Regions from separate parts of the Homo sapiens genome. Here region 1 is linked to region 2. Evidence: read pairs that join two places in POLR2A ChIA-PET (ENCODE). Cell type or tissue: OCI-LY7. All regions are shown on one strand. Links, peaks and the distances in the headings refer to the core of each region. The heading gives the core; the rest is flanking DNA. Region 1 overlaps KLF12 (KLF transcription factor 12). Region 2 overlaps KLF12 (KLF transcription factor 12).

The links. Peaks named below come from ENCODE experiments on the same cell type or tissue, not always from the same donor. Only the 100,000 strongest peaks of a DNase experiment are listed, where the experiment ranks them.
Region 1: POLR2A ChIA-PET joins it to region 2 with 17 read pairs; 6 of 35 experiments call an interaction of 5 or more read pairs at or near these places.

What each region holds. Positions count from the first base shown.
Region 1 is chr13:73,968,992-73,986,164 of GRCh38, reverse strand. All of the region lies in intron 2 of KLF12 (KLF transcription factor 12), which reads left to right. Among named protein-coding and RNA genes, the nearest start is that of KLF12, 160 kb to the left of the region's middle. In OCI-LY7, for the core only: no CTCF peak of the experiment used is centred there; DNase peaks (open chromatin) are centred at 9,714, 12,814, 13,328, 14,474 and 1 weaker place; H3K4me3 peaks cover 4,761 bases; H3K27ac peaks cover 7,785 bases.
Region 2 is chr13:74,016,979-74,034,151 of GRCh38, reverse strand. All of the region lies in intron 1 of KLF12 (KLF transcription factor 12), which reads left to right. Among named protein-coding and RNA genes, the nearest start is that of KLF12, 110 kb to the left of the region's middle. RefSeq lists an enhancer at 7,270-7,349. In OCI-LY7, for the core only: no CTCF peak of the experiment used is centred there; a DNase peak (open chromatin) is centred at 7,181; H3K4me3 peaks cover 2,874 bases; H3K27ac peaks cover 1,827 bases.

The DNA of each region.
Region 1 (17,173 bases), core at 7,876-15,875, 53 kb after region 2:
TCAGACCTTTTGGCCTAACAAATTTTCCTTTGTTTTTGAATGTTGTTATTTGTAGCGTATCTGATAAAACTGAAATCTAGTTTCAGGAAACATGTTTGGTTATCTCGTTAAAAGCTCTTGAGGTGATAGCATGCACTTACTTACAACCCATACACTTACTAAGACATCCTGTATCTCTTGCAGCTGTGGCTCCGGAGCTGTATTTAAAGTTTAGTTAATACCTAGCCAGCAGCTATCTATTGAAATTAACAGATAGGCTAGGGCTGTTGCCTCTTTCAGGGTAGTGAGATCCTTTAGATTTCAAAGAACTTTTTCTGGGGGAATTTTTTTGATTGTTTTTGTTATCAAAGTGAGGAAAAGTTCTGTATAGCTTTTTCTTTTCATCCGTCTTCACACAGCAGAGAGTCTAAGGGGAGCAAAATCTGTGAGAGGGGCCTTTTGCAGTTTTAATAGCTTCACATCTCAGGGATGACTCCTTTAATTTAGAGTGCTAATAGCTGGCATCTAGGGGAAAATGAAAGGCCGCTTGACAATGAGAAGCTGGAAGATTGAGAGCAAACACATGGAGAGTCGTTAGAGCCAGGACTGTAAGTAAAAAGGGGATGGTAGTTACACAGAGTCTGGGGTTTGGGACCCTGAGCCTGGTTTAAAGCCTCCTTCTAATGTTGCACACTGTGATAATCACTGGTTGTCGGCCTTGCACCCTTCTGCCGTGAGTAATCCCTTTCCCTGTTTTCAATCATGTGCACTCAAATTGAAGGGTAGGTGTTCCTTTTTAACTGAGAGTTGAGTGTCCTTTTTAACTGAGAGTTGGAATCTGGGCACCTTGTGACAACCACGATTTCATCATCCATTGCTGCAAAACAGAGCATCCCAGGTTAGTGGCTTAAAGCAAAAGCAGTATGTGTTTTGCTCTTGAAGTGGCTACTTGGGTAGGACTTGGTGGAGTCGGCTTCTCCTTGCTCTGCTCAGTGGCTGCTGAGGTTCAAAGGCGGATGACTGCAATCATGAAGACTCTCGTCGACATGTTTTCCAGTTAGTGCTGGCTCTCAGCCAGTCTGTTGGCTGCAACGCCTTCATGTGGCCAAGGCTTCCTTAACAGTAAAGCTGCGCACTGGGGAAGGTGGGTGGGGGGATAACACCAGGCAGAAGCTGTGTCACCCTTGGAAGTGATGCCATGTGATTTCCCCCATATTCTGTTCATCCAGGTGATTATAAAGACAGGCTCATTAATTCAAAAGGAGGGGACATATCCCCCACCCCTTGATGGGAGAGTGGAAACATTCTGGAAGAGCACATGTGACTGGAGATACTGTAGTGAACATTTCTGGAAAACAGCATCAGCTACAGTTCATCTTCAAACTGGAGGAATCCGTAACGTTTTGTTTTTCTGGAACTAGTTCTGGTGCCAAATTCTGTATCAGTTGGGGTGTGAAAAGAGAAACAGAATGAGGGGAAAGGTGCCGAATATGGGACTTAAAAGGACTTGACCTCCTATGATGGTAGGAACTAGTTAAGCACATTATATATGGCTGTTGCTTCTATATATTTGGCGCCAGAGCTGAAATCACCAGGGCTAGCAGTCGGGAAGGAAGGATGAGAGTGGAGCGCAGGAGAGGAAGGCCACACTGGATGTACAAGGGCACATGCCAGTCCACATAGACCCTCACTGATCATAAGCCTCTAACTTCAGAGAGGCCAGGGAACTGTGGGAGAAGCTGGCACCCTTCCCTGAGCAAGACGCGTCATGGCCTATGAATAAAATAAGCAGATGAAGGCAATCCCGTGGACCAGCCGCTTCCCTGTGCCAGCGAGGAGAGCAGGCACATAGGCGACAGTGTGTGTGAGCTGCACCTTCCCAGTGTGAGATGCATGCGGCAGGTGCTTCACTACTGCCCCGAGTCCCGCCAGGGTGGCTCTTATAACCCAAAAATGATGGCATGCTGCAGGGAAGACAGTTCTGAAAATGTAGACATGTAGTTGAGATAGTTCAAATCCACCACCAAGTCTTTCCTTGCCTCTTCTCTGCCATTTCACTTGCAGCTCTACCTGCTTGCTGTCCTCCCCACCCGAGGATCTTATAGAGGATTATAGACCTCTGTTGGTTCCTGTTCTTTCCTTGATTTTCCCATTTCTGTCTGAAGCACTGCTCCTGGGACCCACCCTTGTAGTGGAGAGGACAGTGCTGTCACATGAATGGACGTCTCCACATGAGGAAGGCTCATCTGCCCTAGAATACCACCTGCCTGGATTCACTGCTTATGAATTCTGCACGACTCTGAGAACCTGCAAGATTATTTGTGGCCTCTTCTTGCTTTTTCATATGGTACTTGACTCAGTTACTGCTGTCTGTTGTGGTTGAGGCCACTCTGCTCCCTGGATTTGGGATCTTGACTGCCTGTCTATAATGCCATAGACCAGTCAGGCTGGGGCCAGGGCTTTGTGGCCTCAGGGATTTGTGATTGAGAGTTTAGGAAAGAGAAAACATAATATGAGGAAAAGGAGGATTCTGATTTTGTACATGATGGAAATATGTGAATAATTGGGACACCAGGGACTTGTCCAGATAGTAAAGTTTAGAGCAAAGTTATGAGCAAGAATGATAGCAATAGTTTGTATGCAGAATATGAATGAATAATATAAAGGCTGGGAGTAAGTTAGAGGCAAGATTGGCAGGCAGTAACTGGGAGGACACGGTGCTGGAGAACACCCGATAAGCAGGAATGTAGTTAATTCAGACAGAGGTTCACGAACCAGAAGGCACTGATACTGGAGAGAAGAATGGGATGGGTAGTGAAAGGTCCGTGCTGACATCACTAAGTTGAATCATGCTGGCACCAAGAAAGGTGGTGGCATAGGGCAGCTTCTGTACAGCAGGGCTGGAAAGCAAGTGGCTTTTTAATCGCATGTTAAGTCTTAGACTGTGCCAGGGTTGGTTGCCTGGCGTTCTGGTTGAGCCATAGTACAGGACTAGGAAACCCTGTACACTTGAACTTCCAGGAACAAAGATAAAGGGATTCCTTGGTGAGAGGAGTGATGGTAGACAGGGACAGGGTGCGAGCCTCATACTGGATAAGTATTAAGCTGCCTTATAGAGATCTTTTCAATGAATATTTGAACAAGAGGATGAATGAAATGTGAGTAAGAGCAAAAGAAGGAGAATGAGAGAAAAATGAGAATGAATTTTACTTTTTTTTCTTTTTTTTTTGGAAAAAAAGTGTTAAAGAGTATGATTATATGTGACAGAAGAAAGAAAAATGAAATCCTGAAATAAATGAAAAGTGGGTGACAGAAAACCTGAAATACTGAACATTTCTTTTATTAAGATAGAGTTTTCCAGTATGTGGTAGATGAGGGAAAGGGTCTGGTTTACAGGACTTAACTATGAGAAAAATGGCAAGAGAGGGATTTTCCTAAGCAGTTACTCTCCATGGCTAGGCTGATATCTTGGTAAAAATGCTCTGAATGTACTGCTTAGGCTATTGCTAAATATAGTAACAAATATGAAGAGTGTTTTTTTCCTATACCAAGTGTATTTATGATTATAAATCTACACATTTGTGATAACCCAACAATTTTATAATAAGGCATCTAGCAACAAGATTTCTTTTTTATTTTTTAATGGAAGATATCCTTTCTGACAGTTGTCTTTGCCTAAGTGTACATTTACCTTTCAATGATGGAAGATATCCTTTCTGACAGTTGTCTTTGCCTAAGTGTACGTTTACCTTTCAATAATGGAAGATATCCTTTCTGACAATTGTCTTTGCCTAAGTGTACATTTACCTTTCAATGCATATGGGACCAAGAAAATCCCCAAAATGGAACCTCCTCCTCCTCCTTCATTTCTTTTAGTTTGTTGAGTGTTCTGAGGATTTTCTTAACCACTTTTCCTTGTGCTTTTTGTATTGCAAATTAAGTTTCTATTCATGCCTTAAAAATAAAATAACTGCTTCTGTTGTGTGATGAGCATATCACCTTAATAAAGCAAATCCTAGTCAATGAAGTTAATGTTTTTCAAAATCAGACTTTGAAAGTTCTTGTTTAACCAATTAAAAGAATTAATCACTCTAGTCAACAAAGCACAGGGGAGATAATTTATTAAGTATTTGAAAGATAAAAAAGAATATATATGTATTGACTGTGTAAGTTGTAAGCCATGATAACAGAGAAACCTAACTTAAAAAAGTAGATTGTTTCCAGTATTTTTTTTCAAGACCCCTTTTAGTCCCTTTCTTAGCCTGTCTGGGCTGCTGTAACAAAATACCTTAGACTGAGTAATTTATAAATACTAGAAATGTATTGCTCAGAGTTTGGAAGCTGGGAAGTCCGAGATGAACTCTCCAGCAGATTCAGTGTCTGGCCAGGGGTTACTCTTAGCTGCATTTTCTCTTGGCAGAAGGGACAAGGCAGCTTCGTAAATCACCTCCTAAAAGGCACCGCCTCTTATTACCACTGCAGTGGAGATTAGGATTCAACACGAATTTTGGAGGGACACATTCAGACAGTAGCAGTCTCACACATAACCATTTATCCTGAATTTTGTATTATAATTTCCTTTCTTTTCATCATATATAAGTACATGTTCAAACTATGTATCATTTACTTTTGTTTGTTTTGAGACATATGAATAGTACCATACTGTTTATATTTTTATGATCTGCTTTTTTTACTTGACATTGTTGTTTTTGATATTCATTCACATTGATGCGTATAGGTAAGATTATTTATTTCCACAAATGAATAGAATTCTATTTTATGACTACACCATAATTTATCCATTTTTCAGCAATGGACATTCCTATTCTTTTAAGCTTTTTGCTATCTTAAACCTGCTATGAAGAGTCGTTTAAATGTGTCCTGGTACAAATATAGAAGATTTTCTCTGGAATATATACCCAGAAGTAGAATTGCTGGATTGTAGAGAAATTTTCAACTCTCCTGGATAATGTCCAATTGTTTTCCCATGTAGTTGCAATAGTTTTTTGTTTGTTTGTTTGTTTGTTTCTGAGACAGGGTCTTTGTCTCCCAGGCTGGAGTGCAGTGACACAAACACAGCTCACTGTAGCCTCAACTGCCCTGGCTCAAGCAATCCTCCTGCCTCCATATCCCAAGTAGCTGGGACTTCAGGCAGGCATCACCACGCCCGGCTAATTTTTGTATTTTTTATAGAGACAAGGTTTTGCCACGTTGCCCAGGCTGGTTTCGAACTTCTGGCCTCAAGTGATCCTCCTGTCTTGGCCTCTCAGAGTGCTGGAATTACAGGTGTGAGCCACTGTGCCCAGCCTGCAACAGTTCCTAAATAGTACTGTTTAATAGTCCCATTTTACCACGTCCGTACTAACTGTGGGTGTCTGCTGACATTTGAAGATTTTTCAATCTGGTGTGCGTTAAATAGTGTCTCACTGTAGTTTTAATTGCATTTTGTTATTAATGGTTCATATGTTTATTGATTATTTGGACTTCAGCTTCTTTGGAATCATTTTTGTCTTTTGACCATTTTTCTATTGAATGGTCATCTTTTTTGGTAGGGATGATGGGGTAGATATTCAGGATTGATTAAATGTATAGAAATTATTTTCTCTGAGATGGTAGATTTTTACTTTTTATTTTGATTTAATATTTAGTTTTGTTGAATTTATAAATATGTTTAATGCTTTTTCTATTCAACTTCATCATGATAATTTTATATCCCACTGGGATATGTTTAGTAATATTTTATATAGGATATTTGCATCTATTTTCATAAGTGAGATTGGCTGTAACTTTTAAAAAAATATTCTGACTGGGTTTTGGTAGCTATGTTAGAATCTTTTTCTATCTTTTGGAAGAATGTGCATAAACAATTATCTACTCTTTAAGGATTTGGTAGAACCCATTTATCTGGGATGAGTGGCTTTTTGTGGGTAAAATTTGAACTTAAAATTCAATTTTTAATGGTAATAAGACCAGGTTTTCAGTTTCTTCTTGAGTCAGATTTGATAAATTGTATTTGGTTTATTGTAAGCTTTCAAATGCATTAGGGTAAGATTGTACTAGTTTGCTAGGGCTGCATAACACAGTACCACAGATTTCATGACTTAAACAACCGAAATTTATTTTCTCACATTTCTGAGGGCTAGAAGTCCAAGATAAGGTCTCAGCAGGGTGGATTTTTTTCTGAGGCCCCCTCTCTGGCTTGGAAATGGCTGTCTTCACCCTGTGCCTTCACGTGGTCTTTTTTTTCTGTGTGTCTTTGTGTCCTAATCTCCTCTTCTTATAAGAACACCAGCCATTGAAGTAGGATCTACCCATATGACCTTATTTTATCATAATTACCTCTTCTGAAGTCCCTATCTCTAAATAGAGTCTCAATATTCTGAGGCTCTACAGGTTAGGACTTCAACATATGAATTTCTGAAGGGACAAAATTCAGCCCATAACAAAAATGTTCACAGTAGTCTATTATATGTTTAACCTCGCTGTATCTGTACTTATGTCTCCCCTTGTGCTTTATTTAGTTTATTTCATAATGATTGATTGCTTTTACATTATTTTTTCATTTGGTAAATATTACCAAGGATTTGACAATTTCATAGTCTTTCCAAAGCATTTCCTTTTGTTTATTTCCATTGTATCTTTCTTCTCTATTTTGTTAGCTTTGTCTTTTTCTTAAAATTTCTGAGTTTATTCTCATATTCTTTGTCTTCTAAATTTAGTTGCTGAGAAAATTAATCTTTAATTAAAAAATTTCTCTCCAGACAGCATTAGCTGTATTCCATGATTTGTGTGTGTGTGTGTGTGTGTGTGTGTGTGTGTGTGTGTGTGTGTTTAAAAGCAGACTGTTTTTAAAAGAAATGTTAGGTTCATAGCAAAGTTGAGCAGAGTAAGTAGAAATTTCCCATAATTGCCTCTGCTCCGACACACATGTAGCCTCTCCCATTATCAACATACCCCACCAGGATGATACGTTTATTACAGTTGAGTGAGTAACCTACCTTGAGGTATCATTATCACCCAAAGTTCCTGGTTTATATTAGTGTTTCCTCTGAGTGTTGTATATTCTACGGGTTTTAACAAATGTACAATGGTACATATCCTCTGATATAGTTTCATACAAAGCAGTTTCACTGCCATGAAAATCCTCAGTGCTCTTCCTGTTCATCCCTCTGTCTCCCCAACCCTTGGCAACCACTGATTGTTTTATTGTCTTCATAGTTTTACTTTTCAAGGATATTGCATAGTTGGAATTATAATAGTGTGTAGCCTTTTCAGATTTGCTTCTTTCACTTAGCAATATGTATGTAAGTTTCCTTCATGTCTTTTCATGACTGATAGCACACATTTCCTTTTAGTACTGAATATTTCATGGTCTGGATGTCTCAGTTTATCTGTTCACCTACTGAAGGATACCTTGGTTGGTCCCTACTTTTGGCAACTGTAAGTAACACTGCTATTAACATCGGTATGCATATTTTTGTGTAGATATATATAAGTTTTCAACTCATTTGGCTAAATACCAAAGAGTAAGATTACTAGATCATTAAGCCTGGAACCTGGACTTTGGGAGGTTAAAAAATAAAAAAAGAAATGATTGGTGGATCCTAAGGTAAGAGTTAGTTTACTAACTAGGAGTCTAACAAACTGTCTTCCAAAGTGGCTGTTTCATTTTGCTTTCCCACCAGCAATGAGTGAGAGTCCTTGTTGCTCCACATGCTCGCCAACATTTGGAGTTGTCAGTGTTCTGGATTTTGGTTATTCTGAGCGTGGTGTTGTATCGTTGTTGCTTTAATTTGCATTTCCCTGATATCATATAATGTGGAATATTTTTTTCATATGCTTATTTGCCATCTTTATATCTTTTTCAGTGAGGTCTCTGTTAAGGTCTTTGGGACATTTTTTTACACTCTTTTTTTTCTGAACTTTGCGTTCTTTGCATATTTTGGATAACGGTCTTTACAGATGTGTCTTTTGCAAATATTTTTCCCCAGTCTGTTACTTATCTTTTCATTCTCTTGACAGTGTCTTTCACATAGCAAAAATTTTTCATTTTAATGAAGTTCAGCTTATCAGTTATGTCTTTCATGGATTGTGTCTTTGGTTTTGTGTCTAAAAAAATCATCTTTGAACTGAGGATCATCTAGATTTTCTCTTAAAGTTGTTTTCTAGGGTTTTAGAGTTTTACATTTTACTTTTAGGTCTGTGATCTGTTTGGAGTTAATTTGTATAAAAGGGTATAAGCTCTGTGGCTAGATTTAGTTTTTTGCACATGGATGTCAAGTTGTTCCAGCACCATTTGTTGGAAAGACTATCTTTGCTCCATTTTATTGCCTTCGCACCTTTGTTAAAGATTAGTTGACTATATTTATGTGGGTCTATTTCTGAACTCTGTTCTGTTCCACTAATCTATTTGTTTGTTCTTTTGCCAAGACCAGACTGTCCTGATTATTACTGTAGCTTTATAGTAATTCCTGGAGTCAGGTAATGTCATTTCTTCAACATTGTTCTTCTTCAATATTATATTAACTATTCTAGGTCTTTAGCCTCTCTCCACATAAACATTAGAATTAATTTGTCAATATTACAAAATAACTTGCTAGAATCCCATGAGTTGTGAAGTATTGTCATTCAATCCTATTCATTTTTATATATTTCATTATAACTTTTTCTGAGAGTTCTATGTTAAACCACTATACTAAATTACCAGTTCTAATTTCATTGTGTTATATTTATAGCGTGTAGTCTGTTTGATACTAATTTTTTGTGGCTTTGCTATATGGGGTAGTTCAAGGGTAATTTTTGTAAATGCTTTGTATGTGTTTGAAAAGAATGTATGTTATCTAGCTGGGCACGGTGGCTCATCCCTGTAATCCCAGCTCTGGGAGGCTGAGGTGAGCAGATCACTTTGAGCTCAGGAGTTCGAGGCCAGCTTGGTCAACATGGTGAAACCCCATCTCTACAAAAAAAATACAAAAGCTAGCCGGGTGTTGGTGGCTCATGCCTGTAGTCCCAGCTATTCAGGAGGCTGAGGTGCTTCAGCCTGGGAAGCGGAGATTGCAGTGAGTCGAGATCATGCCACCGGACTCCAATCTGGGTGACAGAGTAAGATCCTGTCTCAAAAAAAAAAAAAAAAAGTATGTTGTCTTCTTATTGTATACATCCTTGTATATTTGCCTAATAGATAAAGCTTTCACTTACTTTTCTTAAAATTTCTGCGACCTTACTGATTTTTGCTTGGCCAGTCTCCCATCAGAGATTTGTTTGAAATCTCTGATTCTAATGATGGTTCTGTCACTTTCTCCTTGTGTTTCTAAAAATTTTGACTTCATAACGTTTTGAACTATGCTAAGTAGGTGTACTCATTTAGAATTTTTAAAATTACTCCTAGAAAATTGACTCTGTCTCATTGCTTAGTGATCCTCCTTGTAATGCATCTTACCTAAATGCCTGTTAGTCTGACTTTAACATACATCCTCCAGCTACTTAGTTTCTTTCAGCGTGATGAGGATATTATTTCACTTCACTCTAAATGTAGTCGTTAAAAAATTATAAGCAGGAGAGTTACATGATCAAGAGTTCTGCAAAGATGACATGGGCTTCTATATAGAAAATGGATTAGAAAATTGCAAACAACTGGAGTAGGGAGGCTGTTGTGGGGCAGCATGAGATGGTGTTGGCTTGGCTTGGAGTGTTAACACCTGACATAGAGATAAAGGGAAGTTCATCATGTTTCTGAGGTAGAACTGAGAGATACTGATGATTGTTGTTGAGGGTGATCTGAAAGAGAGAGTGTGAGGATGATGAAACTTCAATTTCTATCTTGAGCAACCGGTTCCTTGGAATGATCATTTGTCAACTTCGAGGTGCTCCAGAGGGGCGTGCTCCTAAATCCATTTTTGTATCTGTTTCACTTATTTATTTTTCAAGAGTGTATTGAGAGTTGCTGTGAAGAACAACTTTCATACTTGTTGCTTTAGAGAGGATTAAAATAAGGTTTATAATGTATGGGCCAGCTGTGGGGGGAAAAAAAAAACCCCAAAACAAAAACACTTTCTGTCATGGCCCATTCATTAATTCCTCAACATTTTTTTTAATGACTTATTATGTGCCAGGCACATGCCAGTTTCTGAGCTTCCAACCATGAATACGGTGGGTGTAATGTGTGCCTGCATGGGGTTTACTAGTAAATGCAGACCGGCAGAAAGGCACTTCTCCATACAGTGTGGGAAAGCTTTGATTGGAAGTATGTGGTTCTGTGACTGCACATAGCGGGATCGCCCAACCTAAATTTGGTTGGGGTTGGGGTTCTATTGTGAAGATTTTTCAGTGCAAAGGAAACTTAAGCTAAAAGAGACAGACCTACAGATGATTAGAGGTAAGCCAAAGGAGGGTTAGGAGTGGTGGAGAAAGAACATAGGCCAGGAGGAGGTACGGCACAGTTGAAGAACTGAGGAAAGACTGATTGGATTTGAGAGTAAAGTGCTCAGAGAAATATACCTGTTGAAGGGAAGAGGAGCCCAAAGTATAATGAGACTTATAACCTAAGAAGGTGTGTTTGTGAGGAGCTTTCGGAAAGAAATGGAGATGATGAGATTTGCATTTTAAGGAACTCTGAGTGCATATAAAAAGCACTGGATCGAGAAATAAAGTAGGACAAGAGAATTAAGGGGCTGATGGTGATGGTGTCTTTAGCTGTGCCTAAGCTTGGCTGTAGACATGGAAAAAAATGAGTAGATTTGGAGCATGTTTAGGAGGCAGATAAAATGAAGATTTCATTATTGAGTGTATGCGGGGTTGAACATAAGAAGGAAGTAAGAAATTATACCAAGAAAATCAGGTGTGGAAAATGAGATCTTTTTAAGCCTGTAACAAAACAAAATTACAACACATATAGTTTAAAGATCTAACTGGATTTTATTTGTAATTATAGAATTGGACAATACCTCATTCTATACAGTAGAACGAGTGTTCTCGAGCTGAGCAGAGATTGGCCTTATAGGCAGAAAAGAGCTGAAAAAAGCAGAAGCACAACAAAAAAAGTTACTTTTGAATTACATACTCAATATTTAGTTAGATTTTTAGATGAACATACATCTTTTACTAATGGAATAATAGTTTTTAAAAATAGGAACGTACAGTGATAAAGCTACAATAAAAGTTGCTCTTGAGTTTTAAGATTCCCTTTTACTGATTTATTGAGGATTAATAAATTTACGAGCTAACTGCTAATGTAGAACTTTCTACCTGATCCTCTGGAAAATTAAGAAACCTGTACTGTGCTCTTAAAAAGAGTTTATCTACTAAACAAACAGCAAATAATAGTGTTGCATTTAAATCTGTTTGATGTTAATCCCTGGTTCTTTATCATCACTTTTCATTTGCAGTTATTTGTCAACTAGGTTTCATTGTCAAATAATTTTAAGAAAATATCACAAATTCTTCTTTCCCTGAGAAATTTTATATTTGAGTATATTAAACAGCTACTTTTCTACTCTAAGTTCCAATTGACTTAATAAAGTAATCGGATCACACTTTTTCTCAGAATTTTAGTGTCAAAGTAATCCTTTTGCCATAGCGTCTCTGTTAATGACTCATTTGACTGGATTTTATTATTAAAGAGTTTATTTTATGAAGGTCTTGTGGATGCTGCATTTCCTGACTTCTTGCATCTTTAAATATATTTTCTTTTATAGTCAAAAGGTATTTGGCCTTGTGAAATTCTTGAGTTGCACTTAGAAATCTGTAGACGATGCTCCTTTGTCTTCTGGCATTGAGTGTTCCTAATGGAAGGGTGAGACCAGTTTGACTTCTTTGTTCCCCCACATAAGTGAATTGCTCTTTTCTGCCTGAACACCTGCAGAATTCTTTTTTTTTTGTCTTGAAGTTCAGTGACTTAAGGATATAACTTTTTTTGGATCATTCTGTAACAATTTTTCCTGGAACACTGTCTGTTATTTCAATCTGTTCTTCGTGTTAGGGAAAGTTTATACTATTTTTACTTGAAATATTTTTCTATCCAATTTTTGGGTTCTTCAGGATCAGCAATTTTCAGGCTCTCTTTGTTCTTTGTGCCTCTTATCTTTTCTCCATTAAAAAAGAATATTTGTCTTCCTCCTCTGTATTCTTTGGAATTAAGCCTTTCTTCTACATTATTAATTCAATTTTTAGTCATATTCCTTTATTTTTAGTCATGTCTCTTCCTTTCCATGCTGTTTTTATTGTGTTTACGAGTACTGAGTTGATAAATTTTTGGTCTCCGGTATGTTTTATTGGCTTGGTGACATCTTTCTGTTGTCTTATCATTTCATCTTTGAGCTCCCATTCGTTGATAATCACTTTTTGGAAGTCCTGTAACATGAAGCCTTCTGCTTTTAAGCTGTGTAAATGTTAGGAGTGAGTGCTTTTTCCTCCTTTGCATGCTTGTTTTCTTCCTTCTCTTTCTTTCATTTCTTCTTTCTTTACTTCCTTTTTGTCCTGTGCTATGTTTACCTGTTTTCCCTATGACTTTGTTTTACCTTGTCTTGCTGGGCAGATGTTCTATGTCTTGTGTTGGTTAATCTTTCTTTCTGCCTTTTCATACTATAGTTGAGACCTATCCATTTTCTCTAGGGAGCTACACTTTGAGAATTGGTTATTATATCTTCCGTTTTGCTGTAATTCAAGGTGAAGAGTGGAATGGGACTTATTCTGGAAAAGGGCTGGGCTGGATTCTGTGCAAGTATGTCAAAATGTCCTTGCCCTCTCTGTCTGTTTTGGTGATGTATGGACAATGATGCCTTTTCAAAGAGCCACTCAGATACTGAACTTAGTATAAAGGCATGCAGACTATTTCTGTACCTTTGAGCAGAATGGCAGGAAGCTACCGCTAAGGGAGATTGGTGGCATTTTGTTTCACACTGTGGCTTTCCTTTTTATTGGTAAGAGCCCTATTGCACAGATTTTTATTTATTAAAGACCTTAAGATTTCTCCACAGGGTAATTATTTTAAATAACTAAGAGTACTTTGGTGCCCACAGGTGCATCTGCAGTGTTAAATAACAAAGTTATTTTATGCATTTCCTGGGGCAAAACATATTCAGAAAGCTAAATGGGTTTTACATTTCTGCTTTTTGTATATTGCTGTTGCACCATTTCCTTTTGCCAATATAGAAACAACTTACTACAAATTGCTTATCATTTAAAATTATCCCCTCATTAGGCTTTCTGATTTCTGTCATTCTTGGTGTTTCAGTTTAAAATGATGAAGTGTTTATACGATAGATACATATGCTGCATGAAACCATCATGCCCAGTACCTTGTAGAAACGTGTTCTTTATTGTATTTTTCTCATGGCAGGGGATGATCCTTTTTTGGTACTGATATAAATCCAGCTCTCACACGGGCAAAACACACACAACCTTGAGTGTGCTTCTGGTGATTCATTAAGTCTTTAGAGTGCAGAAGGGCAGTAGTGGGTCACGCTGGGGCAAGATTTCAGCCAGGAGTCTGTCACCTCGTATCGATCTGCCGGTTATTTGTTTCATTTATGTTTGAAGTTGCTCCACTGTAGCTGTGATTACTGTGAATTCCATCTGAGGCATACTAGATGATAAAAATAAACTGAAATTTGTGGTTTATAAGAAACCCAGAATCAACCTTCACATCCAGCTTATGACATTTATGTTTAAATGCAATTGGTGTTATACTCAATATTACTGAGATGTCTCATAAGGAAATTATTCATAATATGTATTAAAGATGGGCTATATGTGCCTGAGGAACCACCACGCTGTTATAAACTATTATTCAATTGTATTGATAATTTTATTAATTGAATTAGTTATAGGGAGTCGAACTTTGAAGATTGTTTTAAAGACGTTCTTTAATGGAACACTTACAGTGAAAATGTATTAGGATAATGGGGAAAGTTTCAGGTGTTGATGTTTGTTATTGTCAGTGTTTCTTTATTCTGCTGAATCAAAACTCATAATGTTAGCCTTTAAATTCTTCGTCTGTGGTTTAAATCTTTTAACATGTTGCTGTGATTTTACATACTCGTGTATATTATGTTTTTTCCTCCCTTTACTCAAAGCATTTCAGAATTTTAAGGTTGTCTTTAGCATTTGTTACAGGTTGGCATTTCTTTTCCTGAGCATCATTTCATATCATTTGGTTTGATTTAATGAACACTTAATGATTCGGTAGCACCCAAAGTCTGATTTGATGAGTGTAATTGTACAGCTGGTTAATTTGTGAGTAGAAAACAATACTATTTAAAGCCCTTACCTTATGAGTCATCTGATCAATTCACTTAAAAAAATCTGTTAGCTTTCTTGATAAATGAAATGGGGTCTTGCTGTGTTGCCCAGGGTGGTCTTGAACTTCTGGTCACAAATGATCCTTCTGCCTTAGCCTCCCAAAGTGGTAGTATTACAGTCAGGAGCCATTGTGCCGAGCCTGTTAGCTCTGTTTATTCATAGTTCATATCACCATTGTGAATGTAGTATTTTCATTGACGTCAGTAGTTTTACATAAGGTCTCTTGATGGTGATGAAACTAGTCACTATTAAGATGGAGTTTCCTTGTTTGGAGCCTCAGGAGAAATACCCACCATGCTTTTTTAAAATCAGGGGCCTCCATAGTATCAACTTTATAGTTGATGGTTTAGTACCTTTTCCTGTCTTAAAAAAGATACTGTCATGGAGGTGGACTTAAACTGGAAAAGAGTGATATAGCCGAAATAAATTATATATACATTTCATTGTTGCCTAAGAACAGGGATCATTTGTTCTGTCTCTTACAGTGTATTACTGTGCCTGCATTAGAGGCTGGCAGTATGTCAGGAGCTCTGTCTGGGGTTTGGTTATGTAGTCTATTTTGTGAAGGAAGTTAATGTTTTTGGATTGCATTATGATTGTCGCCCAAACCATTATCCTCATTATAAAAATCCTTAAATGTGTTTGCAATTGCTTATTAAAAGTCTCTGGCAAGAAGAGTTTAATTTATAATTCCTAACTTCTTGACTCCTTGTTTGATTGCATTTTTTTGGCGGAACCATGTTTATCAATATGTATTTTTAAAATTAGCACAGTTTTTTGTCCCTTGCCAGGTTCGAGTAACTTTCTCATTTTTGGGTGCTTACAATATTTTAACACTTAAAAATCCATAAAAATTTAACTTTGAAAACTACTGACAACTTTTCTGTTTTTCAAAGATGCCTTCTCTCAGTCAATGTTAACATTTTTTTTTCTTTGCAGCTGATGCAATTTTGTTTAAAAACATTCCCCACCCTTCTGCTGCTTTGAGCCCTTGATTTAACCCATTAAAAATGGGTACTTTTGAAGCATCTGCACTGAAAAATGCTTTCCAAAGAAAACATTTGTTAGAACACACAAACGATTTATTTGGGTACATTGAAGAACCTAAACATTTGATTCAGCTGCCAGTATGTGCTTTGCTGGCTAATGTTTCTTCAGCATTTCCACATTTTCATAGGCTAGCGGCCAAGTTGTCCGACAGTCTGGTACCTCTTGGGGGTGGAAGTGGGTGTGTATATGTGGAGCTGGTAGCACTAGCATGCTCCTGTATGTCGCCAGTTGGCATATGGTAGAACTGGCAGAAGCTGGCCCCGCCAACCTGGAAGCATATAGATACTAACAAGCTTCTTCAGCCTGCCCAAAATGGCTCGAGGAAGCTCACTCAGATCCTCTGTGACACTGATCCCAGGAAGTCAGAACTCTTAGAGCAGTTTTCTCAGCTATGTCGGATCTGAGGTAATCAAGACAGTACATCTGAACTGGAGTATGCCATCATTGCACTAAGACATATTGTGATTAAAAAAAAAAAAACCAGCACCAGTTCTTGTACAATGCTTTATGATTTATAAAGTGCCTTGCTATGTGTCTTGTCATTAGGTTAATAATAAATAAAAAACTTAAGTAGATTATAGTATCTCCATTTTTAGAGATAAGAAATTGGTCACACAAGGAGGAAGTGTTGGTGCTATGGTTTAAATCCTCCATCTTATCAGATTCTACCCTCTGTGTTTTCTCACTCTGCCACACTGGAAATAAAGCATGAACTGTGCAAGATGGATTGACCTAGTTTGATACAAAATTGCACCAGCTATATATCAAATTAAGGACCTATAACTCTGCTTGTACCACTGGCATGAGGAGGTGAAACAACAAGCATTTGTTGAACCTAACTAAGCACTGTGGGATTTGTCAGGTTTTGGTTAGATGAAGTCTAAAATTATAAGGAGGTCTCTATGTTAAGAACAAAAGATAGGTAGGTCAAGAGGCTTGTTTGTATATATCTAACAGGTAAACATAAAACATTTTCTCTCTCTCTGTACTGCATTAAGAGGAAGGTTTGATGGTAGCCCTATGAAGAAGATTTTGAGAATGGCCTTGGCCTATTGTTAAGTGAGAGCTGTGAAAGTACTACTTCTTCCATGTATGTCTTGAATACTTATTGTAGTTGTGCATGGTGCCAAGCAGTATCCCAGGGACTGGGGAGACAGAGGTAAGTGTTATATAGGGCTCATCCCTGAGGAGTTCTTAATCTAGTGGAAAATCTGAACATGGTAAGAGGAAATGACTCTTTTACCATGGCAGAAGTAGAGGAATCTTTGCAGACCCACACTTGAATGAGGGCTTGAAGGATGTTAAGGAGTTCTGTCACTAAAGAAGGAGTTTATCCTTTCCAAGGTAAGCTCATTGTAGGCATGTCCTAAAGTGAAGAAGGAAAGAAGTGTAAAAAATCCCAGTGGTATACACTGTTGAAGGCAGTAGAGAATAACTTAGAAGCTTACCTGGGGCCTGTTTGCCAGCAGTCCTTTTGGATGTGGGATAAATGGTAGGGGATTGTAGATAACACCCAGCCCCATGGGCTTTATAACCCCTTTCTCTACTTTTATATAGTCACATGTTCACTTCACTTCAGGCAGTATAAACTTTGATTATCCAGTCATTGCCTAGGATTGGCTGCTTTAGAACCTCCAAAAAGGTAGCTTTTGTATTCTGGCCCGTCAGTAATTATGGATTCATATTTCTTGGATATTCTTCCCTCCTGATGCAGCACCCACCCAGCATGCTCTTGGATTAGTATTCCTCCCACTCCAATATAGTAGAAGAATTTTCGAATAATTGCTATAGGTTTTTTTTTTTTTTTTAAAGTATGGGGTAAGGGAGAGAGATGTGAGATGAGGAG
Region 2 (17,173 bases), core at 2,614-10,613:
GGCAGAGGTTGCAGTGAGCTGAGATCCCGTCATTGCACTAAAGCCTGGGTGACAGAGCGAGACTCTGTCTCAAAAAACAAAAACAAAACAAAACAAAAAAAGTGAATGCGTAAATGACCAGTAAACAGATGAGTTGATGTTTAATGTCACTGGTAGTCCAAGAAATATAAATTAAAACAGTGCCTTTTTTTTTTTTTGGCTTTCAGCTTGGGTAAGATTAAAAAGATGGCCATATGGAAGAAACTGTAATAACTACACATATATATGCACTGATGAAACGTGTGAATGTATACTTTCTGTATGCCTAACCATTTATAATCTGATTACCCTATGACCCAGAAATTTTACTTCTAGGAATATATTCCAAAAATATAATTATGAGTATGTGTAAAGATTTAGCTACAATTATTCTCATCAGATTATTATAATTAAAAGTTGCGAAGCAATCAAAATGTGTAATAGGGAGATAGTTACATAAATGTGGCACATTGATAGAAGGAACACTAAGCTGCCATTCAAAACAAAAGTCTTTTTGAATTCTTTGCTATGGAAGTTTGTCTATGAAATATTAAGTAATCTAGGAAGTAGATTACAAAATAGCATTTGTGTCAAGGATCTATAGTAACATGTTGAACACTTGTGTGTTAGATACTAGGCTAAGTGCTTTATGTTGATTATCTCATTTAATTATAACATTCCTTTGAGTAAATATTATTAGCCCTATCTTATAGATTAGTTAACAGAAATAACAGGGGGCTAAATAACTCCAGGTCACACCAGTTGGAAGTGTGGAGCCAGGTTTTAAGGATCAGCTTCAGAATTTGTACATTTGTGTATGTGCATGTATAATAAAAGGGCATACACCAAATAGAGTAACAATGTATCCTGTTAGTTGTAGAACTTCAAGGGATCTCAACTTTCTTATTTATACTTTTTGCAGAGTCTGAGAGTTTTAGCCTGTACTTTTCTTAAGAGGAAATAAAAGCAATGGTGTTTTCATTTCTTAATGTTTTTATTATATAAGAAGGGCAGGCAGCACTGGTTTTAATTTGTATACAGTACATGTCACGTTTTATTTCAAGAGGAAAAGATGGAGAAAAAGAAATAGCATATTTAATTGGCATTTTTTATAACACCCATGGGGCATTATTAGGAAATTAGTAAGTGACGTTTGTGGAGGTAGCTGTTAGGGTAGATACAGAGAAATGGAGTTTTAAAGAATAAAAGCAATTGAACATTAAACACATATTTCTGTTTAAAATTTTAAATACTTTTTGGAAAATTAAAATATTAGTATAGAGGTGATTTTCTTTTTATTGGTCAGCCATCAAGTATTTACTGAATACCAAGCACTGCCAGCAGCAAAGAAGAAGTATAAGATGTAGAATTAATGCTGTAGGTGTAGATACAAAACTTCAGGAAGAGGTAATCTGTATTTAAGATAGTTATATGATCAGGTGGTAAATTACAAAGTTCAGATGAAAATATAGAGAGAGGCCTGGGTCATGAGAATGGGGTTGTATATAAGATGGTTAAGGTTGAATAATACTCATGTGTCATAGAGAAGATACATGGAGAAAGCAAGCGTTGAGTTGACACTGAACGCTGGGTAGGTAGTGACTGAAAGTAGAACACGTTCTGTAGGCAAAATAGCCTGAGCAAGTAGCAGATACAAGAATGAGCAGCTTGGAAATGTACAGTTCAGTAAGGTTTTGGCTGGTTTTCCTGAAGACATAGGAATTAAAGTAAAGTGAGACCAGACTATGGAGAGCTCCCACTGTGAAGCATTTATGCGGCTACATAAATGTATCTAGATGCAATTATCTAGATACATATAAGAAAGTATTTGAAGGCCTTCTACAAGGCTTAGTTATTATATTGGTTTACTACAAGTTCTTCTTCAGTTTCTGTTAGAAATGTTAAGGAGAGTCCTATGATCAAGTCTGTGCCTAACAGATTTGGAAGCTCCTACTACATATCGTAGGTTTTATTTTCACTTTCCAAACTGTATTTTTATAGTGCACCAACAACATTCCATGGATTTTTACGTGAAAAATGATGAACTTGATTAGTGTGAGGAGGCCTCTGTACGCTTGTGAACAGAGTTCTTAATTAAGAAACTCTGCCTTGGGTGGGGCTTTGGACATGGTGTAGCCTAGCTTCCCACCTCAGTGAAGGAATTTCTCTTATAATAATTCCCAAATGAGATTATTCCTATTTACCTAAAATAATTAATAGAGAGAGGAAGATGAAGACCTAATTAGTTGCTTAGCCCGACATTTAGAGTAGCCTATTGCATCTTTGAAATACATATTTATAACTGAATGAAAATTGAGAAGCACATTTTTTTTCAGATTTGTATTTGTTGGAAAAGAATCACGTGGAACACTAAATCATAAGTTAATTTAATCTTTCAAGTAACTTTATCTTTTAATCTATGCAACATGGAATATCTATCATGATATTAACTATTTTAGTTATTTGAGTTGTTTTATAATGCACTGCTTGTAGATGGAAGAAGGCGGTATGTTAACGGTACATATAAAAAAAGTCTGGTTTGGTACAAGATTACATCTCTTTAATAGTAATGATTTAAATCACATCTTTTTAAAATTTGAAGTAGTGCCCTACCAAAGAGTTAAGTTATTACCAGTAACATACACCTCCTCTAAATAAAATAAAAGAGACATGATGATAATTTCTCATAAACCTAGAGTTAAGATTTATCTAGTTCTGTGTACCTGAGATTGCCCCCTTGTCAAACTGATTTTGTCTACTTCACTCAACATATAGCATATTGTTGGTAGAACTGGTAATTCAGAACAAAGCAGAAGACACAGTCTGTTTGTTGAGTGTAAATCTAATTTATGAAGCCATCCAATCACAAGAAATTGCATGAATGAATTTTAAATCACATATAAAGTCAATAGTATTGCTAGAGGAGACTTAGTCAAGGAAGACATTATGGAGAATTTCCAAATTTCCAAAGAGCAAAAAGATGGGCTTTGATGGTCCAAGGAAGGTTTCCATCTAGAAGAAATAGCAAATGGCTGAGTCTGTGAATCTACTGAGTCTTGGACTGTTTATATAATCTTTGTAGTTCGAGATATAGCACAGTGCCTTGTGCATATTTGTATTTTAAAAATATATAGTACCTTGTAGATATTATAAAGAGTAGGAAGTAGACTTTAATAATCTTCAGTATAGTGCAGCCGTTCAAAATGAAGTTTAGGATTAGAGAAATTATAGCTTGAGTCTTAGTTTAACCACTTGTTTCTACCTCTGATATTAGTCAAGATCTTTACCTTGACAGTTTCCTCATGTCAAGGGGGTACATCAAGAGTCAAAATTTGTGATTGTAATGAGCTAAATCTTGTGAAGTAAGATGCTATCTTAAATGTCACCCTGAAATGAAATAGGAACATGGCAGAATGCTACTTTTGTGGCTTGTATTAACATATAAATGCATCCTTTATTGTTTGCTATAGGCTTCTAAGAAGTGATACTAATTGGCTTAAATATTATCTGTGCCATATAATTATTTTCTCTTGGATGGGGGCCAAAATGAGAGAGAGCGTGGGAGGAAAGGACAGGAAGGTTTTTTTCTGAAACAGTAGAGGTGTTCAGACATCTTCATCTAGGTATTTAGAAATTTAATTAAGGCCCATCTTAAGGTAGGGTGAAATATCCTCTTTTCTAATGAAAGAAGTTGATGTCTAATGACCATATATTGGCAGTAATAGACACAGAGTCTGAATCAGGAATAGGAAAAGAGAGGCAATAACGTGTAACATTGGGCAGAGTGTGTGCTCCTGCTCTGCTCTTCTCTAACAGCTTCTTTCCTGACTGTTCTTTGCTTTGTCCGAAAGAGGTAGTCTCTCTATTGTCAATGGGCTCTGTTTTTGGTAATCTTCTCATTTGTTTTCTTCTAGTGAGTCCTGGCTACCATACTGGCTAAAACAAAATATGCTCCCACTCCATTCCTATCCATGACTTTTATTTTAGCCTGGAGGTTCAAATCTCTAAGGACATTTTGACTTTTATATTTGGCTATCAGTGTTCTCAGATAATTCAAGACAAATAGTCACTTAAAAATTTTTTAATGTGCTATGAAATGATCTACTGTGGAGTTTTATGGAGGAAATTCACATATACTTATAAGAAAATACAGAACTTTAAGTAATTTAGAGGCATCTGTGGAGTGAATCAGGCTCTTCCTGTGGCCTCAACTCTCCTTCCTTTCCATACTTTTTCACTTCAGCTTCCTTGTGCCTGGCTCTGGATATGCACTTAACTATAGGTCAGAGGTAAGATTTGATAAGCAGTGTTCTTAGGAGATTAAGTTATGAAACTTAACTCATAGGGAACCAAACATTTGATTTAGGAAGGGAGCTAACTGCCTAGGAGGTCCTTAGGTGTTATTTATGCTAGAAAGCAAGGTCCTTTCTAGGGGCCAGACTTATCCTGATGTATAGAATGAGACTTGTTGAGAAATGCCTGGGAACAAACTGTAAGAGTGATACTAGGTACCCTGGATGCCTAAACCCGTTAATAGGGTTCCTAAATACTTACCTTAGAAATCACTGGTGACTTAAACACTACAGAGAACCGTAAAGATTTATGTGATCCAGTATATTCTACCAAATTATTCCTGGTGTAGTTAAGTCTGACTTAAATAGAAATATGACCAGATAACATGCCTGTACCAATTTTATGATCTTAAACTTAAAATTTTAATTTACTTGGAAACATTTAATGGGAAACGTTGAAAACTAAGTAGTTGACCAATCATGGTGAAATTTTCTTGACATATACTTTAACAAATCCTGCATTTCAACAACAGATAAAAAAACAACTGAGGAAAAGCAGATCTAGAACATTTATATGAAGAAATAGAAATAAAAGTGCTGGTTTTATATGATTTATAAATCCCTTTCTTTTTAAAGACTGGTATTTGGGAATGGTAGGCAATAGAGGATCGGTACTTGGTTGGTCTTAGTCCCACTGTTTATTATTGATTAGATATCCTCCATGTAATCTTTTGGGCAAGTTATGTTTTTAACTTGAGATTCACTTTCCTCATTTATAAAATAAACGGTTACCAAAATTACCTACTTGGTAATGTGGTACTGAGAATTATGTAAAAGGGAACTATGTAAACTATCTGGCAGGGCATCTGGAAGTTAGTACTCAATGGTAAATATTAACTATTAATAGTGATAACTGCAAACCTTTTTTAATATCATATGTTTTTACTGCTATTTCTCTAGATCTTTTTAATTGATCATATAAGGTATGCCCCTTTAAAAAAATTGAAAATTCTTTCTCTTTTTCTTATATTAATTTAAACTTATAAAATGATGTGATTCCCTTGTCTTCCTTCTCTTACACATTGTAACTCTCTGCTGCACCTAGATGCATTATAAAATCTTACTAATGTAAACATTTTAAAACTTGAAGCATTTTCCTCATAAGAGCCATGTTTCTTATATTTATCATAGTAAGAGAACTTCTAGATATGACCTTACTAATCCTTATAGTCTTTCAATAAATATTGCCATTTGGAATCTACTTTAATGTTTAAAAATATTAGGGATTATAAAATATGTATATATATTGTAGCTATAAGTACTTAGAAAAACGTTATGAAATTATGACAGTAATACAAATTAAGCTAAATATTTCTAGTGAAACCACCACATTTACTTGATAGAAGTTTTTGTATACTTTACTAATTATTCTGCATACGCAGGTCATTTTAACTTAATATTGCAAAATAAGCTCTTTTTTCCATTTTTCTTAAATGTAGTTTATAATAGCAGCATGCTAGTCCATTACAGTTTTCAACCATAATTAAATCAGCTATTTCCTCGTAATAAATTATTTCCAGTTTTTAGATTATAAATCGTGTTTCCATGCACTTTTTATACTTACAGTTTTTCCTTTTTTTGTTGTTGTAGGATTAATCTAGGAATGTTATCACTGGGTCAAAGACTATCAACGTGCTTTTGACTCTTGAAAGGAAAGTGCCTTTCAAAGGAGTTCTGATAGTTGGTATTGCCAGAGGCAACCTATAAATAAGGTTCTTCCTGCCACTTTCTAGCAATGGATATAATGGCTATTAAATTGGCCAATTCAATCAATGTTAAGTGATATCTCATTTTTTTCTTCTTCTTTCTTTACAAGGGACAGAAATAATTGTTGACATACTGTTTTGGATTAAAGTGGGTAATCGTGATGAAATAATTTGGAATTGGTAGTACAGTTATAATAAAGCACACGTTGAAACTAAATTAAAAAGACTCTTTAATGCATCTTGTTGACTTTTTATGTGAAGAATGTGTATGGTCACAATTGAAACTCTTATGGGAAAATTTTAAAGTTTTTGAAGTAAAAAAGAAAAAAGAGGCCAAAAAACTTTAAAATGTATTTCCATCTTGTAGATTCAATTGCTGATTTCTTAATGTGCCATCTACTTTAAACTCTTAAGTATCTGAAGCCCAAGTCACTACATGTAGAATTAGAAACCACTGTTTTTGGTTTTAAGGGTATTTATAAATAGCCTGAGTGGAACCTTTATCTTCAGTTTTACTGTTAAAGCCTAATTGAGTTTTACTATTAAAGGTGACTATACTCTGTCTTCCTCCTTAGCTTGCTTTTGCTTCATTTATAGAACAGACCCTAGTATTTTAAAAACAATTATATATGCCACTCATACCTACCCCTCTCCCCCCGCTCCCAAGACAAAATGTATGCATGTTGAATGAACAGACATCGCGAAGTGGGGGGATTTCTTTGAGCTGTAGAATTAGATGATGAAAAAAGGGAGAGGGGGAAGTGTGAGAACTACAGAGAAAAGAAGACAGTTAGAGAAGAAGACATGGAGATATGAAAGAAGTAGCTTTACACTTTGAGTTCTCATTGCCTTCGTATTTCTTCACAAATTCTCAGGCAAGCTGTAAGGTAGGTTGTTTTTTAAGGCTTATTGATAAGCAGTTGATTCGTATTTTAGGTCAAACTAATTCTGCATCTCTTTCCCATTGTTCTTTTCTATTCTGCTTCTTTATTCTACTCTATTTTTAAGAGAAACACTGTCTAACTTGCTGGCTCTTTCTGCTCTGCTGTTGCTCCAGCCCTGCAGCTTCCCCACCGTGTGAATTTGCACTTCAGTGGCACCATTTCCTGTTAGAAACCAAAGGCAGGCCCCTGACTTTTCTAGGTGGTGATTCACACAGGAAAAGACCTGAAAAGCTGTATCAGGGCACCTGACTTCACCGTGGGACTAGCTGATCGACTTGAAGCACAAATGGGGCCCTGGAATCTTTTTCCTACCTTTTGGTCTCCTGTGGGACTGAGGTAGAGTGGTCAAAAAATTTAAAGATTGATGTAAGTAGATTCTAGAACACAAATTACAGAAGGTTAGAATCGATGTTTTTCAGATTACCCTGGATAGAAATCAAGGTGAATGATACTGATATTTGAATCCAAATCAGGTATTTGTTGTTTTTAATTATAGTAAAATACATGTAACAGAAATGTACTATTTTAACCCTTTTTAAAACATTATATATTGTCATGTAACTGTATCTAACATGGAAATATGTGCATGCATATGTAACTTACAAAGATGAAAACTGTTCCTTCCTTATTTTGTAATAGAAGAACCTTAAATATCACTATTTTAATTTTCTTTTTAAATTGTGAAATACAACTTAAAATTTTAGTTTAACCATTTTTAAATGTATAATACAAGGTGATGTTTTTTCACTATATAAGTTAGGCTTTACATAAAGGAATTACATACAGTTCTATTAGAGAAGCATGCAACTAAAAAGAGGTTGATTTGCAGATATTTCACTTTTTTGGAAATGAAATAACTGATTTTTTTCCTCTTCCATCCCTCTTTATTTTTCTACACATATATTTTGGTACTTGAAGTATTGCTAAGTTTTTGAACCCAGTTTTCCTCCAAGGTAAAGGTTTTTTTTTTTTTTCTTCAAAATCTTGAGTTAATTTTTTCATGTAATGAATTTGCAATCCATGTGCAATCGATCTTTATAATAAAAATAGGAAATTGACATTTCACATTGTATCCATAATTGGCATAAATTATGATGATTAATAATGTCAAGTTTGTGAGTTAGGGTACCCAAAACTCAACTGTTTCACTAGAGAAATCTTAGCAAATCCAAATTATTTAATTGTTTGCATTTTACCAAATAATGTTTTCAGCCTGTTATGGGGACTCTAGAGAGGTGGTTATCTGACAGTTGTCAAGTCGGAGGAAGTTAAGATGCCTTTGTATCTACCTGGGCTCATCATTTAGCTATATCTGCAGTCATTTGGTAATGTCATCCAGTCAGTCAAATGTGTTTCATTTACTTTATTCATCAATATAATCTACATTATATTTACGACAGTGACTGTTTATAAAAAGGCAGTATATAAACCTGGACAGTTCTAAATTCCCTTGGGTACCTTTCTTACCTCAGTATATGTTAGTAAATGATGATTATGTCCTATGCAGTGGAGTGCCAGAACTCTTGCATCTGTTTAGACTACTCACTGATTTTCTTTTTTTTTTTTTTAACTCTGAACAAACCAAAGTGTCCAACATGTGTAACTCACTAATGTTCACAACCCACTTGTAGCGAAACTAAGAACCTTAAAATGACCTTGAAGCTATAGCAGTAGTGAGCATCAGATATATTCAGACACTTTATGAGTCGATTAGCAACAGAGACTTCTTCCCTTAGAAAATAGAAGTAGTTGGGAAGCAATGACATTTGCATAAAGGCACTTCCTTTTGCCACCTTTTGGATTTTTTTTTTTTTTGTAGAATTATGGTTTAATCTTACTGCTGTTATTAAACTGCTTTAAGCTTCTTTCCAAGTATCACAGCCAAATTGAAGGATTTATTTCCTTGCTTGCACTTTGAAACATAGCTGTCAAACAAAGTAAGCAAAGGCAAGTGATAGAGATACAGCCCCTTTGCATTTTCAGTTTATTTGCATTTGTTCATGACTTCTAAGACACTTTAAATTTCCAAAGGAGTTTGCTTTCTTTAAACTCTGTCATATGTACATTGTTACCTGAATGAGTCTGTGAGAGATCAAAGTACCTGTCAGCTTAGTAAATAGAAGAGATTTTTTTTCTCTCTGAGCTGGTTATAAAGGGAGATTCCATTGGCTTATTTATGTTGAGAACTTAACATAGTTAGGAAAACAGTGGGTGGTTAAAGTTTGAAAAGTGTCAGGGAAGAGGTGGGTGGTTTCTGTAGAGTATCAAATATTTGAAGTATATTAAAGCTGAAATAAGTGAAAATCTGTTAGATTACTTGGAGTTTCTCCTAATTTCCTATGTTTTAGAGAGACTTTTTCCCCCTCAAGTGCATTTGCATATATAGAAACAAAATGTGGCTTCCACAAATGATGTTGCCTATCTCTCTTAAAGTAATATTTAAATGAATAATACAGACTCGTTAATATTGTCAATTATTTTATAGGATACTTGAAGCTGAAGAAGACACAAATATCAGTGGCCTAACTAATTTGTACCTATGGAATTACTATTTTGGTGAAAAATATTTTCACTCCACGTGTTCATTGTGTGTGCATGCCTGCCCTCTCTCGGCAGTGGTCCAGCTGATTGCTGCTGTTACTGTTAAGGGCTCTTAGTGTATCAAAAATAAGTTCTTGAGCATGACAGAATGATGCGTATACTCATTTTTTAAATTGGAAACAAATGTTCTGTATTAACTATATAGTGAGTACAATCAAATACATAAACCATTAGATGGGCAACTAAGCTGGTAAGCCATGGAGAATTTACTATTTTGTTGGATATTTGTTAGAGCATGAAGTTGGAATTGAGAATGTATTTTCTCCTGAAATATAGTTGATGATTATGTATCTGTCTGTGAGGTGTGGTTAATTCCACAAAGCTTATTTCTTCTACAGTATCCCCCAAATTAGAATATGGTACTGCCATTATGTGATAACCCTGTATATGACAGTGTATCTATTGGAAAATGTTTTGAGTTTTCGTATGAATTTTTAGGGGCATTGCTGTAGCTCTGACAGTATAAATATGGATTTGAAAGTTATAAGCCATACACAACTTGATATTTCAGAGGCTAGGAGTTGCAGTGGGGCTCCAGTGCACTGGTGGTGATAAAACTGTTAGGGGTTGGAATCTCTTTGCACTTTGATCTCTTAGGAACTGTCTTAACCCTAGCTGTATTTCACATGCCCCTTTTCTTCAAGATCACCAGAAACTTGCTTAATCTGCTACCTCTTCACAATGAACAGCTGATGCTCTGGCCATAGTAGCTATCAGCCCCCTTTCCTGCTAGTTAGTTCCTGGGTTAGTGTCCCCACAAAATTCATGTCCTTTTTGGGACCTCAGAATGTGATCTCATTTGGAATTAGAGTTGTTGCCAATGTAATGAATTAAGATGAGGTCATCCTAGAGTAGAGTGGCCTTTAATCCAATATGGCTGTGTCCTTCTAAGAAGACACACACATAGGGAGAGCACCATGTCACAGAGGCAGAGATTGGAGTGATATATTTACAGGCCAAGGAATACCAGCGATTATTGGAACCACCAGAAACTCAGAGAAAGGCATGGAACAGATTCTGCTCTACAGGCTTCAGAGAGAACGTGGCCCTACCAACAACTTGATTTTGGAATTTCAGCCTCCATAACTGTGAGAGAGTAGATTTCTGTTCTTAAAAGCCACCTGGCATGTGCTACTTCCTTACTGCAGCCCTAGGAAACTAATACACCTGCCAATAAGTAGAGAAGAACACGGTCTCTGAGTTTCTCCCCTGTAAGTCTGTTTTTTAGCAAACATGTAAGTAATTTTTAACGTTCTCGAAAATTCTCAAAAACAAAACCAAACATCTGTAGGTGAAGAACATTCATTTTCAACCATCACTTCAGTTTGGCATTTTATGGGAAAGCTATTCCATACTAGGATCCCATCCCCAGAGGTTCTAATCTGGTGGGTTAAGGGTAGGGCCTGGGCATCTGTATGTTTTAAAACTTCCCAAGGGAATCTTGGAATATGCAGCTAGAGCAGAGAATCACTAGTGCAGAGGGAAGAGTAAGAACTAGCCAGGTGCACATTAGAATCAGTTTGTTGGCTTCTGAAACTTACTGATGCGTGAGCCCCAACACCAGAGGTTAGGGATGCAGCCTGCCATTTGGTTAGGGATGCAGAGAGTTAGGTCGAAGAGAGTTTTGAAGCTCCCGGTGATTTTTTTTTTTTTTCCACAGTGGATGGATGGATGAGATCTCAGCATGACAAAATACCTTCTTCTGTACTGTGTTCTTTCTTTTTCATAATTCAAGGCCTTCCCAGACATCTTCAAAGGAGGCGGCCAATACGTTATATGTTGGGGGGGTTGGAGTGGTCACTGCAGGTGGGTGCAGGTGGCTGCAGGTGGGGTGAGAGGGGGTCAATTTTTTTTTTTTTTTTGGATTTACCCTTTTCCCTCCTATTTTCTGCACCATTGCATGTTCTGTGGGAAAACCTGTCTTGGGCCCACATGAAGGAAATGAGAATGAAAGTGTAAGGTTGCAAAAGTATAGATGTGAGGGGATACCCAGTGAGAGGAAAAAATTTGAAAAATGCCATGTGGCAGAAGTGGGAGACAAAATTTGAAAAATGCCATGTGGCAGAAGTGGGAGACTGTGGCCACTGGTGGCTGTTTCAGTTGTGTATAATCCATTGAGCCTGTACAGAGGGGACTTAATGTGTGTGTATAGACATAAGTACAGATAATTTTTGTGCAGGACATAAAAATGTCTGTATAATTATGTTTTTTTCTGAAATTCTGTTTGCAGTGAATGTTGCCCCCGTATTATGTGATTATTTCCAAGAAGCTCCTATTTCTCCATCTTGCAGTCTGCCTTGTACTTTGTAGACTTGTCATTTGGGTTGTGCCTGTGGTGTTATTGACTAAGAGATATGTTGTTAATACCTCTGATGCTGTACTAGTGACTAATATCTAGTATTGTTGCCATTTCCTTCATAATGACAGTATATTTAGAATATCTAAGACACAAAAAGATCAGATTTAAAGCAGGTCTTTTGCATGTAGATGACTTGGAATGAAAGCCGCCTTCATCCTGCACTCATTTCCTTGCTTTGTCCACATGCTTTACTACCCTCCTGATGACCATCACTATGTTTTGAGACCACATTAGGGAGACCTCATCATTGGTGAAATTCTTTAAGATTGGTTCTGAGATCTATGCTTGATGGCAGTTCTTAAAAGCACTCATAGTCATTGCTATCCGAAGTTCTTGTGTATCTACTGATAAGCACTCTTGCTTTATTTAATTTGCTTATCAATCCTTTGAGGTAGATTATAGCACTTCTATTTTCTTGATAGGAGACTATCAGTGAGATTTGTCCTTTGGAACTAACCAGTGGCATACTGGCAAGCGACTTCCTGAATAAAAGGCCCTTATTTGTAGCATTTGCTGACTTCCTTGATGTAAATACACAGACTATGATGGATTTCAAGCTACTGAAGTGTAGTCATGGGGTTGTAAAGAGATGTGTGCAGTCAGCTCTCCCATGCCTGTACTAGCCAGATGCAACCCTCCTCTGGATCTATTATGCTATGCTGCCAAACTTTTCCCTGTTCCCCCTTCCACAGCAGTCATTTTACAGAATCCCCTGCGTCACAAACGAACATCATGTCCTATTTGTAGCCTCTTCTACTGAAAGTTTCTCAAAAACATGGAATTACAATCAACTGCCAACTTCCAGGACCCTTACTGCCCTAGACTAACATAGAATTAATGAAATAGGATTTATTATAGTAAGGCATCTTTTTTTTTTCTTGATGAGAAAAGTGGGAGTAATGCTATTGAGTCAAATGCCTGATCATTCCTGATGTGAGTAGCAATTTTATGAACTTATTAATAACACATCAAACTGATTTTTCTCATGACACCAATCATTCTTTTTGGTTTAATTCAAAATGCTTTTTTCTTTTCTTTTGACGTCTCCTTTTTCTTGGCATGGTCTTTAGGTGAAACCACCTTTTCACCGTCTTTACATGAAACCACCTTTTCTCCAAGGTAGAATTTGCTTTTGGCACAGCTGTGTAGTAGCAGACGTCGAGGGGTCTGGATCTTGATGGTAATGGAAAACCATGAGACTTGTCAGTCCTTTTTTCAGAATTGTGAATGAAGTGGTCAGCAGTAGTGTCTCCTTCCCATTCCATCTTTTTTTTTTTTTTTGAGACGGAGTGTGGCTCTGTCGCCCAGGCTGGAGTGCAGTGGCGTGATCTTCACTCACTGCAAGCTCCGCCTCCCGGGTTCACGCCATTCTCCTGCCTCAGCCTCCCGAGTAGCTGGGACTACAGGCACACGCCATCATGCCTGGCTAATTTTTTTGTGTTTTTAGTAGAAACGGGGTTTCACTGTGTTAGCCAGAATGGTCTCAATCTCCTGACCTCGTGATCCACCCGCCTCGGCCTCCCAAAGTGCTGGGATTACAGACGTGAGCCACTGCGCCCAGCCTTCCATTCCATATTTTTATGGAAAAGTCTAAACAATTATTTCCTTGCCCTTCTCTATTTCTACCTGATTGTAAATCTCAGAAAACATGTGTCTTGGGTTCATTTTTCCTGATCCTGGCCATAACACTGACTTCCTTAAAAATTAGAGTGCATTCTAAATCATTGCCTTTTGTCAAGCTTCCTATTCGTGCTAAGACCTTGAGTGAGATGTGGTAGGCATCATTAATGTGTTGCTGCCATCTTTGTAGGGTTTGCCCTGTAGTGATTAGGGTACCCGTTTTCTTTCTTCAGCACAGCTGTGATAGGTTGAATAGAGTTGAGAGAGCTTGATTCTATCCTTGGCATGGACTGCGTGCTTTTTCTAAGATGCTTTGGTTATATGGGAGTTGCTTTCATTTACGAGCACTGTGTAATTGGAAAAAAACCCAAATATTATTAAACAATTTCTGAAATTGCTTTTTGAAGTATATATTGCATGAAAAGATACGTTAGTGAATATAAATATGAGACATGTAAAGTCTTTTTTATAACCAAATTCCATGTAGGAATGATTTGTTTTAAGGCAGACTGGGTTTTTCTTCTTTTCTTTCCCAGCTTGTCAAGCACCTTTAAGACATGGCCACAGGCCATGGGATTTCAGTCCCCTCACAACATAATGTCATTTTATATTTGATCCCTAAAGATTTTGAAATTGTTAAGATTTTATGACTGCCTGACACTTATATTTAATGTCCAGGCCATGACCCTGAGCAATGAGAGCATGTGATCACGGGGACCATGGACTTGAGTTTATGTTACTGTTACAGAGGTTCCTGAAAGAAAAGACCAGGGGGCTTCAATGCAGTTTGGAGTCTGCACAATTTATTTTGCTTTTGCTGAGGAAATAAAGGAGTACATTTTTATTCTCTTAAAAACGTTAAAATTGGGAGCATTTTCCACAAGAAAAAGATGTTTCCAGGAAAAGGAGAAATTGTATTTTAATCTAATTACAAGAGATGTAACATTATATTGATCTGCTACCTACTTTTATTTAAACATACGATGTTAGAGTTTTTGTTGCAAGGGACTTGTAAGTTAAAAAGACCTATTATGAGTAAGCTTCTTGACAGAGAAATCTGATTTTCAGCATGAACAGCATAAATGGAAACTGCTTTCTCTGTGATAATTCTATAATTTTGTATTGATTTATAATGAATATGCTTATCCAAAGAGAGTTACAGTGAAATGGAATTACATTCAATTACTTAAACTCTTTTCAGTTTGAAGTTTTCATATGGATAGTTGATAGTATGGGAGTAGAGATATAGTTTTGTAATGAAAGTTTGAGTGTTAATCCTCTTTGGTAAAACCACTTAAAAACTTGAACTTCAGTAGACAAGACCAATCCTAATTTCTGCATATTTGTATTTAAAACATAATAAGTTAACATTTTGATTTATTTACCTATGTATATGTAAGTAAATGTTCCTAAAATAAGACTTAGTTTGCCTCAATTGTGAGTCCCCATTTGAAGACCCTTGATCCAGAAATGTAGACCTCTAATATGTTATTATAAATTAAAACAAATTTTTTCCCCTCCAAGCTTTAAAAAAATACATACACAGTTTTTGTAATTTCTGTTAGCTGAATAAAGCATGCCTGATATCGATTGTTTTCATCAGTAAAAGATAAAACATGGGTTCTTTTCAGTGTAATAGGCCTTGCTGAATCATCTATGATAAGGCTAGGATGATACCTAAATATTTGAACGTTATGGAGTGAAACACCATTGCCATTGAGACAGAAATGTTCAGTAAAAACTACATTTGCGAATGATCTGAACAGTGGCCCATTTCCAAAGGTTAATTTGCCTTGTGGAAATTATATATATATAGATTTATTTTGTATACTTTTTCAACAGTAGTGAGCACCCCCTTAGTGAATAATTCATTGTGCAGAAACATTATTACTAATTTAAATTGGTAAAATTCCATTGAAGTTTCATTTATTGAAGATGTTACCTATGTATGTATATATTCTTCAAGTTTATTTTTTTAACTGATATAAAATTGTATGTATTATTTACAACATGATGTTTTGAAGTACATATACACCGTAGAATGGTTAAATCTAGCTAATTAACAAATGCATTACCTCACATAGTTACTGTTTTTTGGAGAGAACACTTTAATGTCACTTAGTATTTTTCAAGAATACAGTATATCAATAATTAAAGTCAGTATGCTGTACAATAGATGTCTTGAATGTATTTCTCCTGTCTAACTGCAAATATGTATTCTTTGACCAACATCTCCCCAACTACTCCAGCTTCTGGTAACCACCATTCTGCTCTCTACTTCTAATGAAATCAACTTTTTAAGATTCCACATGTGAGTGAGATCATGCAGTATTTGCCTTTCTGTGCCTGGCTTATTTCACTTAGAATAATGTCACACAGATTCATCTGTGTTGTCACAAATGGCAGGATTTCCCTCTTTATTATGGCTGAATCGTGTGTATATTTTTTTAAGTAAAAAAAAAAAAAAGCAGTAATTATAAGAATTTTCAAAAGTTTTCTCCTGGCCTTGGTTGTTCCAATCCTAATTTATCACATTCTTCCATGATATTATTGAGGAAGGTAGAGTGGAGCTGGCATGCACCACTGAATAATCTCATGCCCTGTGTACTCTCCCAGCCTAGCAGAGATGACAGTGCTCCTTGGTGACAGCTCTGGAACTGTCTGCTCTAATGCTTTCTTCCCCTTTCTTTAGTTCATCCCTGGAGGGTTAGACAATCATTGATATGCCAGGGCGCCTGCTTCTCTGTGCCTTTCACTGCAGCTTGGCCAATTTCTTTCAACTCAGACTGTTTGCTTTAGATATATGTATAAATATTATTATACATATACATGTATAGATGTGTGTGTATCATTTCTGTCTTTTTTGACAGTCGCCAACTTATCTCAGGAAAATCTTTTCCTTCATATTTTTCTATTTGTAACGAAAAAGATAATGATCCTGTTATTGCTGTGTACCATCACTTAAAAAGGTTTTTTTTTGGGGGGTGGGGGGGACAGGAAGGAGGGCCTCTTTTGATAAAGTTGGTACCAACGTACTATAGCTTTTTATGGCAGTGTTAATCCTGTGTATATGTAGTCTGTATTCAGCAACTAGATGAAAATAGAATTTCCCAATGAAGAGAAGAGTTAAAGATATGATTAAGATAAGATCTCAAATAGAATCAAATGACTTGTCTGGTTCTGAGGATTTCAGACTTCATAAAGTTTTTGTGAGATAATTCACATAACTTATAAGTTCACATAACTACCTTATGTGTTGACTTTTTTTTTTTTTTTTTTTTTTTTTTTTTTTTAGGTTGAGGGCACTTATTTATTCGCTCATTTTTAGTTCACTTTTTGACTAAAGTGTAGTTCACTCAAGGAAGTGCATATATTACAAATGTACAAATGGATGAGTTCCCACAAAATGAAGATATACACACAGTATTTATCCAGATAGTCATAAAACATTACCAGCAGCCTCTTGCACAAGTGTCAACTACTGTGCTGTCTCCTATCACCATAGACGACTGTCCCTGAATGCCACGAGTACATGTGCTGTTTTGAGTCCGGCCTTTTCTGCTCAACATTATT